2 separate regions of the Homo sapiens genome follow, and region 2 is linked to region 1. The links are chromatin loops, found by intact Hi-C in ENCODE. Cell type or tissue: psoas muscle. All regions are shown on one strand. Region 1 holds the start of TERB1 (telomere repeat binding bouquet formation protein 1). Region 2 overlaps DYNC1LI2 (dynein cytoplasmic 1 light intermediate chain 2).

Region 1 (2,500 bases):
CAGGACACTGGTTAGCCGCGCGGGCCACTCGTGAGCCATCAGCACCCTCAGCAGGCCCTCCCCGCTCAGGTGCTGTGTGACATGCGGCCCGGCCCTGGCCCTGGGAAACGACCTCACCGGTGGGTCCCACCCTCTCCACACATCAAAGTCACCTGGGGAGGCGCCTGGGGAGTCAGAAGTGAAATAGGGGGGAATACTGCCAGGCTTTACACGTCTCTAAATGGTGCATCACGTGATGACTGTCTCTTCCCGCCAAGGGCTGTGGGGACTACAGCCGGGGCCTGGCACCTGCTCATAAAGGCCCCGTCCCCCCAACTCGACCCTTCTCACGTGGGCTAAGGGCCTGACGGGGCGGTAAGACATCCTGGCCGGCCCAACCCGCCTTACACAGGCGCCAACATACAGAGTTTCCAAGCGCGGTAAGGCAGGACAACAACGCGCGGGAGCGGAGGCCGTGGCGTCTACCCTCAAGCGGGAGCTTCCGCCCTTTCTTCATCACCGCTCACCTGCCACGACGCACGACAGGGTTTCCCGCCCAGCCGACCAGGCTCACGTCCGTGGGCGGGACTTCCGGCCGGCAGCCCCGCCGCCCCTGCAAGGTGTCTTACGCTTCCGCGGGTGCCCTAGGTTGCCAAGGGCAATGGGGTGGTCGGTGTCCCGGCCGCAAGATTTTTTAAAAAGCTACAATTTGAAAGAGAAATCTCACCGCCCCCGGTTTTTAGGGTTTTTACCTCAGACGAGCATTAGCCCCAAAATTAGGGGACTGTGCACGCGGTTGACGAGGCCTGGCTATGGGACGGTGGCCGCGAAGCACAGGACGGCGAAGCCCCAACCTCCCCTCCACCTGGCATCTGTGCTGTGTGTTCTCCCTTTTGTTGGGCACCTCGCTAATCGTCACCACAGCCCCACAGGGGCAGCCAGGCCTCCACCTCACCAGGGGGCTTCCGGAGTTCAGTCCAGGAGGACTTCTCCGCGCCTGGACCAAAGGATCAGAGTGGGGCCAAGGCCTGTCCCTTGCCGCCTCTGCCGTAAAATGCAGCCCATGGGACTGCTAGGCGATGAAGGCGAGGGGAAGGTCCCCGATACAGTGAAGAACAGCCAAAGAATGGCTGACACATTAGCGTCTGGAAAACCAAGTCCCTGTGAGGTACCCTAGCAAATCTAACAGGTTCTCACTTAAGAGACGCTGGCCTCAGAGACAGTTGCAGCAGATTAGGGGCCTTAGCTACTAAGAGTCATGCACCACGGACCACGTTCCTCAGCCCTAAGTATTAATACATCAAGCCCAAAACCGGGAACTGCCCCCACTTCTGGATTCTGGATTTCCACTCTGTTTGCATCTACTACTTCCTTTTTTTTTTTGCCCTCTAATATGCTGGTGAATGCTATTAGTCCCATGTGATTAAATTTAAGAGTATATATAATATGAGTAGAATGACCCCATAAAATTTCAAGAAGTAGGTTAGGCAGCCAAAACTCAAGTTAATTAAGATAATACTACATACAAGGGGATGGTCTTGTTTTCTGGGAAAACTACATATCCAGAAATATCTTTTTAAATTCTATTCATTTTAACAAATGATGATGGTCCTAAAATGTCCATAGCTAACATCTGCACATGGCTTAAATTCATTATTGAAGATGGTAAGAAAAAAAATTTTTAATTATCTCTAATAAAACACAAGGATAATCTATGACAAGTAACTTTGAAATAGCAAGCCAATATTGATGCTCAGTGAGAAATGGATAGGATTCATTTTCTAGGAAAATGACTGTCTCCTTTCCCCTCCCCACAAAGAACAAGACTACATTATTACAAATGAGAAAAATGTTTATTAAGAAAACAATTTAGCAGCTCTCCTTTAGAATTTTACAGACTAAAGCACAACCCGAAGGCAATTACAGTTTCAATCATTAACACACTACTTAAGGTGCTTGCTTACTCTACAACTGGAAAGTTGCTGAAGTTTGTGACATGCCACTGTAAATGTAAGTATTATTAAAAATTACAAATTGTTTGGTGATTATTTTGATGACCTCTTGAGCAGCAGCTCCTGAAAGGAAAAAGGAGAAAAGCAAATCTTTGAAAGAGTAAACTTCAAGAGTTACATACTCAATTCTGTAAAGAAACTTTTCCTTTTCAAAAGCAAAGGTGTTTTAAAGTGACCCAAAACAGATGCAGTTAGCTTACTGAGTCATATCAACATAAAAGCCTATAATTCTTTTTGTTATTAAAGGAAATCTAAACAGTAGTGTGGTTGACCAAACTTTAAAGGATACACACAGGCATAAAAGATTCTCAAAGGACACCCTACTGCTGCATTTGAATTTTACCTTGTATCTGTTTTATAATAAAAAAGGAGAAAGGTATATTTGTTCTGAATGCATTTGTAATTTAGGAAGGATCTATATTAAATATCGCCAGACCGCTATATTTACTCAAAACAAAAAAACTACTAAGAAAAAAACTTGTGCATCTTCTATAACCTGAAGATTCCTC
Region 2 (2,500 bases), 70 kb before region 1:
TCCAGTCCGCCTGGGATCTACCATTTGTCTTCCAGCATCACCCTCCTGCTTTCCCTGCCATACTTCCTCCATAACCCCATCACTGCCCTTCCCTTCTTCAGCTGTGTATGTCCCCTCTAGACAGTGCCATATGCAAGGAACACGTATCATTCATTTCTGTGTCCTTTGCAGAGAACCTGAGCACCTAGTGGGTGCTGAATAAGGTTTCCTGAATGAATAATGTAATTGTTTGTTAAGTCAGGAGGATACTGAAGCCTGAACATCAATCTGCTAACACAAGTCTTGTCAGAGACCACAGCTTCATATTTATGCATCCAGCAACACTATGATTCTCCAGTGAGAGAAAGACACCAGCTTAGGAAAACAGGTATCCAAGTCTCTATCGAGGACAATCAATCCCGGTGGCTCCCAAAATGTGAAATGCCAGAAGCACAGTAAGCACTTAATATAGCGAAAGCCCATGCTGACAGAGATGCCGAGAGGATGTTTGCAGTCATCCCTGCCAACACACAGATAAAGCAGGCGCTTTAATAGAAGACATTCAGGATCCCCCAAGCACAATTCCCTATATTCCCTCCCCAGCCAGTATTTTACCAGAGTTGACAGTGAGTGCCAAAAATGGCTGGCTTAGGTTTTGGCAACTTGCTCTCGAGGAAGAAAGGCAGCACCCCTGACCACACCACCCACTTCCCTCAGGCAGATGCCTCATAATCCGGAAAGGAACAGAGAGAAGGTGCAGTGAGAGAGCTGGCTGTAGAAGACACAGACAGAAGGCACCTTCCTTGAAGGGGTAAAATGTAAAAAGCAAATGTACTTTAAAAAGAAGAGTTTCAAAGCATCAGCTCAAAATAACTCACATAAAAACGGCATCCTTTTCCACAACTAAGGCAGGTGTGGTGAAGTGGAAACCGTATGTTTTATGAACAATATACTTATACAACAAGTCGAGGTTTTTCTCTTCTTTCACTGATGTGTAAATCAAGGCAGCTCCATCTAATCAATCTGCTCAAGAAAAATCAATTCACTGCAGGAGGAGACAAAATCGAACACATACAACCTCAAAGTACTACTCATAGGTTGATCAGTTTTTGATCAATATATGAGCAACAGAAAGCATTACAATTTTAAAAACTAAAACGCTTATAGTATTACATAGGCATACTGCACACTGGTAAAAATAAATAAATAAATAAAAAAGTAAAAAGGTCATAGTAGCAGATGAATGAAGTCAAAAGCATAAAGCTATGTTGATGCTAGTGGGCTGTAGAGTTTATTTTTTAACGTGTAAATTGTTGTCTTGATCCCACAGATTACTTCCTGAGAAGTAAAGTATTGGCTCTGAGGTTAGCCCAGGAAAACACTCTCAGAGTATCAAGGTACACAGATTCCTTCCCAGACAGATGCCTACATGCGACCAAATTTATCATTAAACCCATCTTTTGAGGGATGGGTGCCAACAGGCTAATGGGCCATCCCAAAAAAGATGGCAGGAACTCATCTCTCACCTCCACCCCAGGGTGTGGAACCACGGCACCAACTGCTATTGGCTTTTTATAGTTAACAGGACTCAAAAGACTACAGACACCACCTCTCTATCATGGACAGCACAAAACATAAACATATGGGAAACACCAGTAGCCTATAAAACAATACCCTGTTTGGTAATTGACCTTTTCTACATAAAAGCAAAGTTTAAAAATATTTCTAAGACAGTATGATAAAAGTAATTTGATGATAAAATGATCACATTAAATTCTTAATAGGAAAGCTTATCAAATGTATAGCATTAATTAAAAGTGGGCAGACACAGTGGCTCACGCCTGTAATCCCACCACTTTGGGAGGCCAAGGAGGGCAGATTACTTGAGGTCAGGAATTCGAGAATAGCCTGGCCAACATGCTGAAACCGTCTCTACTAAAAATACAAAAATTATCCAGATGGCCAGGCATGGTGGCTCGCGCCTGTAATCCCAGAACTTTGAGGGGGCCGAGGTGGGTGGATCACATGAGGTCAGGAGTTCGAGACTAGCCTGGCCAACATGGTGAAACCCTGTTCTCTACTAAAAATACAAAAACTAGCCGGGTGTGGTGGCTCATGCCTGTAATCCCAGCTACTTGGGAGGCTGAGGCAGGAGGGTCGCTTGAACATAGGAGGTGGAGGTTGCAGTGAGCCGAGATCATGCCACTGTACTCCAGCCTGGACGACAAGAGTGAAGCTCTGTCTCAAAACAAACAAACAAAAATCTGGAAGTGGTGGCGCACACCTGTTGTCCCAGGTACTCAGGAGGCTGAGGGAGGAGGATTGCTTGAACCCAGGAGCACAAGAGCTAAGACTGCACCACTGTACTCCAGCCTGGGTGACAGAGCAGACTCTGTCTCAGAAAAAAAATTAAAAAATACGCCGAGCGCAGTAGCTAACAGCTATAATCCCAGCACTTTCGGAGGCTGAGGTAGGTGATCACTTGAGGTCAGGAATTTGAGACTAGCCTGGCCAAAGTGGT

What was found. A loop is a pair of places that touch in the nucleus more often than their neighbours do. Peaks named below come from ENCODE experiments on the same cell type or tissue, not always from the same donor. Only the 100,000 strongest peaks of a DNase experiment are listed, where the experiment ranks them.
Region 2: a loop joins it to region 1, with 2.0 times the contacts of the local background. A loop is called at or near these places in 3 of 110 quality-filtered maps.

What each region holds. Positions count from the first base shown.
Region 1 is chr16:66,801,065-66,803,564 of GRCh38, forward strand. TERB1 (telomere repeat binding bouquet formation protein 1) reads right to left here and starts at 520. Exons shown (of 19, transcript NM_001136505.2): 1 at 404-520. NAE1 (NEDD8 activating enzyme E1 subunit 1) reads right to left here. Exons shown (of 20, transcript NM_003905.4): 20 at 1,814-2,054. The coding sequence ends at 1,945. In psoas muscle, no CTCF peak of the experiment used is centred here; no DNase peak of the experiment used is centred here.
Region 2 is chr16:66,731,482-66,733,981 of GRCh38, forward strand. DYNC1LI2 (dynein cytoplasmic 1 light intermediate chain 2) reads right to left here. Exons shown (of 13, transcript NM_006141.3): 7 at 858-993. Among named protein-coding and RNA genes, the nearest start is that of DYNC1LI2, 19 kb to the right of the region's middle. In psoas muscle, no CTCF peak of the experiment used is centred here; no DNase peak of the experiment used is centred here.